2 separate regions of the Homo sapiens genome follow, and region 1 is linked to region 2. A link is an interaction called in ENCODE POLR2A ChIA-PET data of the cell type or tissue named here. Cell type or tissue: Panc1. All regions are shown on one strand. Region 1 overlaps CUBN (cubilin). Region 2 overlaps CUBN (cubilin).

Region 1 (2,500 bases), 220 kb after region 2:
TGTGTGTGTGTGTGTGTGTGTGTGTGAGAGAGAGAGAGAGAGACGGAGTCTCACTCTGTTGCCAGGCTGGAGTGCAATGGCGTGATCTCCGCTCACTGCAACCTCCTTCTCCCAGGTTCAAGCAATTCTCCTGCCTCAGCCCCTTGAGTAGCTGGGATTACCCGCGCATGCAACCACGCCTGGCTAAGTTTTGTATTTTTAGTGGAGACGGGCTTTCACCATGTTGGTCAGGCTGGTCTCGAACTCCTGACCTCATGATCCACCCTCCTCAGGCTCCCAAAGTGCTGGGATTACAGGTGTGAGCCACTGCGCCCAGCCCCCAGGGATTCTTTTTAACAGAAATGTATGCAAAAGGGCACTGGAAGCAAGAAAGAAGGGATCTATGGTACTTGGATGTTCCGTGGAAGAAAGGACACAGGACTGTTAGAGGATGCACCTCAGAGAATGTGAGTCCTGAATTATGGTGCAGTGGGTAAGAGGGTAAACGTGGAGCATCACATCCCAGATTCAAACTCAGTTTGTACATCTCATTGAGGTCGATCTTGGACAATTTACTTATCCACTCTGAGTCTTGATTTTTTTTTTTATCTGTAAAAACAGTACACTAATAATAATGACCTTATAGGGTTCAGTGATTAAATTAGAAAATACTTGTCACTCATTTCACATGCGAGAATTTTTAGCTATAAATAGTATTATTTTGGAAGGATAAGAAGGCATTCATTGGCCAGGCATGCTGGCTCACGCCTGTAATCCCAGCGCTTGGGAGGCTGAGGCGGGCTGATCACCTGAGGTCAGGAGTTTGAGACCAGCCTGGCCAACATGGTGAAACCCCATCTCTACCAAAGAATACAAAAATTAGCTAGGCTTGGTGGCACACACCTGTAGTCCCAGCTACTCGGGCAGCTGAAGCAGGAGAATCCCTTGAACCTGGGAGGCAGAGGTTGCAGTGAGTGGAGATCACAGCACTGCACTCCAGCCTGGGTGACAGAGTGAAACTCTATCTCAAAAAAAAAAAAAAGGCATTCATTGGGAAAATGGACAATCTATGGAGAAATAAAACACATGCACAAAGTTACAGGTGCATCCCATTTCAATGGATGCCAGCTAACCTGAACATTGGTAATGCTTTGGGGCATAAGGCAGAGAACAATAGGTGCTGAGAGAGGAGAGATATGCAAAGGCCAGGCATGGAGGGCTCTGTATCATGTGCAAAGAGGAGCCAGTCATTGTTTTGAGCTGGAGCGTGCTATCATCTGGTCAGATTTATTTTAGAAAGCACATCCCAGCACCTGTGGGGATGATGTTTTGAAGCAGCATTCCAGGGAAAAAGTTAGAAAAGTATTGCAATAGTTTAGGCATGGGATGATAAGAGCAGTGGTACCATGAAAATAAAGAAAGAGACTGAAAGGAGAAATCCTCAAGATATAGAATCAATAACACAGTGTTCCATTTGAGAGAAGCAGCTTGGGAAGAAGAAATAATAATGCTCCTAAGGTTTCTGGACAATGTCTTGTGACACCACTATTCAAATAGAAAATTACTAGGAGAGGACAGTGCTTTGCAGAATAAAATAATAAAAATGTTGGGTTTTGTCTGGAGAATTTGATGCCTTTAGGATATCCAGCTAGTGATCAGTAGGTAGTCAGATAAGAGAGTTAGAAGCTCAGTAGAAACATCTTGGCTGGAGTTTTGCTCTTTTTTATTTTGAAGCCATATAATGTGGCACATGTACATTTATAATTATTATATCTTTCTAGTGGATTGACTGATACCATTATGTAACAACGTTTTTAAATGCTTTTTGCCTTAATTTCTACTTGTTCTGATTTAGTATAACTTCCATAGCTTTCTTTTGATTCATATTTGCGTGATATGTTTTTAAACCCTTTTATTTTCAACTTGTCTCTATCCTGAAGAATATATTTGGCTTTTGTTTGGCTATGCCTTTCTATTGAAGAATTTAATGTGTTTATATCTGATAAAATTACTAACAATATTAGTTTTAGATAGACCTTTGTACTATTTGTGTTTTGTTTGTCCCACTTCTTTTTGTTTTCCTTTAACTATCTTTTCTTTTTAAAATTAATCACTTTTTTATTACTCCCCTTTTAAAATTATTATTTATACATCCTGTGACTCTTGTTTCAGTAGTTACCTTAGAGATTACAGTATTCAACCTTAATATGTTAGAATCTAATTTAAAGTTGATACTTTTATCATGTTATAATCAATAATCAATCCAAGGACCTTGGAACATTTTAAACCCACTTACCCACTTCCTGTCTTTTGTGCTATCTATGCCAAGTATTTTAATTCTACGTACATAATAGGTACACAAAACATTTTTATTGTTTTATACAATTACTAATAATGTAAAATTACCCTTGCTGTTATTTTTCTTTTCTTCCTGAAATTCTATGCTTCCATATGGGATTAATGTATTTCTTTTGGAAGACCTCTCTTTTATGTTTCTTTCATTGGAGATCTTCTGGTAAAA
Region 2 (2,500 bases):
AAGACTCCATCTCAAAAAAAAAAAAAAAAAAATTCAGACAGAGAGAAGGCATTGGGGTGATGGGAGAAGGAGACACACTTTGCTGAACCTCAGCCATGAGTTACATTTGGATGTGATGGGGAAACTTCCTTGAGCGATCACTTTTAAATGATAGATTTTATGAAGTTAATATCCAAAGTGACCTAGTTTGTTAAAAATCTGACCACTTTGAGCTTAATGATTCATCCTTTTGTTTTAGATTCGAGATGGTCCTTTGTATCAGGACCCCCTTCTTGGGAAGTTCTGCACCACTTTCTCTGTCCCACCGCTCCAGACTACTGGCCCCTTTGCCAGAATTCACTTCCATTCAGACTCCCAGATTAGTGACCAAGGCTTCCATATCACCTACTTAACATCACCTTGTAAGTAACCTACCAGTTGGGGGCTTAAGAGGGATTTGAAGGCCAATGCTATGCTTACATCTGTTTTATATTTTAATGTGATTCAGAGGATGACTGACTGTCTTAGACCAAGAACATTTCTTTATAAATATTTCTCTCATAGCTTCATATTTTTTCTTTATCTTCCCAATGCTCTATTATTAATACTGCAATACCCTTTGATCCCTAAATTATGGGATCCACATCATGATAAAGATGTATGAGGCACCCAAACTTAAATAATTCAGGGCACCAGGTCCCTCGTGGTGTTTGATGTTTAGTTGTGAGAGAGGTTTGTGCATGCGAGCAGTGCAGTCTCTCTGGATTTTATCCTCGGGTCAAGTCCAGCTGCACAGGGGCTGGGGCTGGCTTCCAGCATCACAGTGTCCCAGACTCTAGAGCTTCACTTCCAGCCAAATACTATTAGCTGTTAGGACCTCAGTTGCTTTGATACCTTAAAACAAACAAACAACAAAACACAGGAAATACTCTATGATTTGGATTTTTTTAGGGAAGTGGAGGATTTTGTTTATGACATCTATTATTGTGCCCTTAATAAATGTTCTCAGAAAAAGTACCTTTTAAGTTTCAATATCAGGAAGAGTAACAAAGAACATCTTTACTTGTCCCCTTTCTTCATTTCCTTTTCTTTCCACGGAATCTGGTGCCAACCTCCTGTTCCCCTTTCAATTGTTTTCCGTGCAAATCAACTCCCCCTGGCTACATCTTGCTATTCTGTATTCATTTTTTCTTTAATCTGCTTCATGTATACAGTTATGTAGTTTATTTTGTTACATGTTTTTAATAACCATCTCAAATCTTATTGAAATGAAGCAGAGCATTAATGTATTTAAAAAGCAACTTATAGAAGAGAATGGCAGATTGGAAGCTAGATCACACATCTCTGCATCTATTTCTTTAAGCCACTACAGAGATGTCCCACAACACATCAAACTGAAAATCTTAAAATTAGAGGCACAAGCCTATAGAGGGTGAATAAAATGGATATGTGCTTGTGTGTGTGTGTGTGTGGGTAAATTTTTAGAAATTGGATCCAATGCCTGCAAGCCAGAGCAATGCCATTGCCATGACCTGTTCGTCTCTTCCCTGTTCTTAGCGGATCTGCGTTGTGGTGGGAACTACACGGACCCAGAGGGTGAACTCTTCTTGCCTGAGTTGTCTGGGCCTTTCACTCACACCAGGCAATGCGTCTATATGATGAAGCAGCCCCAGGGAGAACAAATACAAATCAACTTCACCCACGTGGAGCTGCAATGCCAGAGTGACAGTTCTCAGAATTACATTGAGGTAACTTTCACTACTCAATCGCCCTTAGATGACATTCATCAACATTTTTATATTCTGCAGAGTGGTGGTCTTCAAAAGATTGTTGGGCCACCAGCAGCCAGAATACCTGAGAGCTTGTTAGAAATACAATAATAACTAAGCTCTAATGACTAAGGTGCAGGCAAATAAGGCTGATAGGATGTACTAATAAGATACAGATTTATTATCTAGAATAATTAATACAGGAAAGAACTCAACCCAGGGAAGTGAAGGGATTTGCCCAGATGACCCAGCTAGTCAAGTGGTAATAAAGTTTAAGTGTTGAATGACCCTTGTTTTGGAGGTTAGGGTTTTTCCTTCCTTTATTCTGCTTGCTCTCCTCCAGAAATCTTTAATTTTGATTTAAGTGTGGGTAATGATTGTAATACAGGGAATATTTGAAACAGAGACAGGCTGTTTTTGTTTGCTGGGCCTGGTATTTCTTATGCTAAATTATTGGTCAAGCCACAAATTAAAGTGTTGAGCAAGATAAAACATTGTTTTTTTGGGCATAATCATTTTACATAAACTAGAGAAGAATTTACAATTTTGTTTGTTTGTGCAAGTTAAATCCATTTATTCATCCAGGAAAAACCTATGTGACCTCCTGTCCTCTTCTTTCTACATTTAGACAGAGGAAACAGAACTTTAGCATAAGATCTAGCTAGACTTAGTTGAAGTGCATTGACCATAGCACTACAGCAGTATGTATGTATGTATGTATGTATGTATGTATTTATTTATTTTGAGACGGA

The links. Peaks named below come from ENCODE experiments on the same cell type or tissue, not always from the same donor. Only the 100,000 strongest peaks of a DNase experiment are listed, where the experiment ranks them.
Region 1: POLR2A ChIA-PET joins it to region 2 with 5 read pairs; 2 of 35 experiments call an interaction of 5 or more read pairs at or near these places.

What each region holds. Positions count from the first base shown.
Region 1 is chr10:16,859,687-16,862,186 of GRCh38, reverse strand. All of the region lies in intron 59 of CUBN (cubilin), which reads left to right. Among named protein-coding and RNA genes, the nearest start is that of RSU1, 44 kb to the right of the region's middle. In Panc1, no CTCF peak of the experiment used is centred here; no DNase peak of the experiment used is centred here.
Region 2 is chr10:17,083,498-17,085,997 of GRCh38, reverse strand. CUBN (cubilin) reads left to right here. Exons shown (of 67, transcript NM_001081.4): 16 at 239-401; 17 at 1,537-1,727. Among named protein-coding and RNA genes, the nearest start is that of CUBN, 45 kb to the left of the region's middle. In Panc1, no CTCF peak of the experiment used is centred here; no DNase peak of the experiment used is centred here; H3K27ac peaks cover 2,064 bases.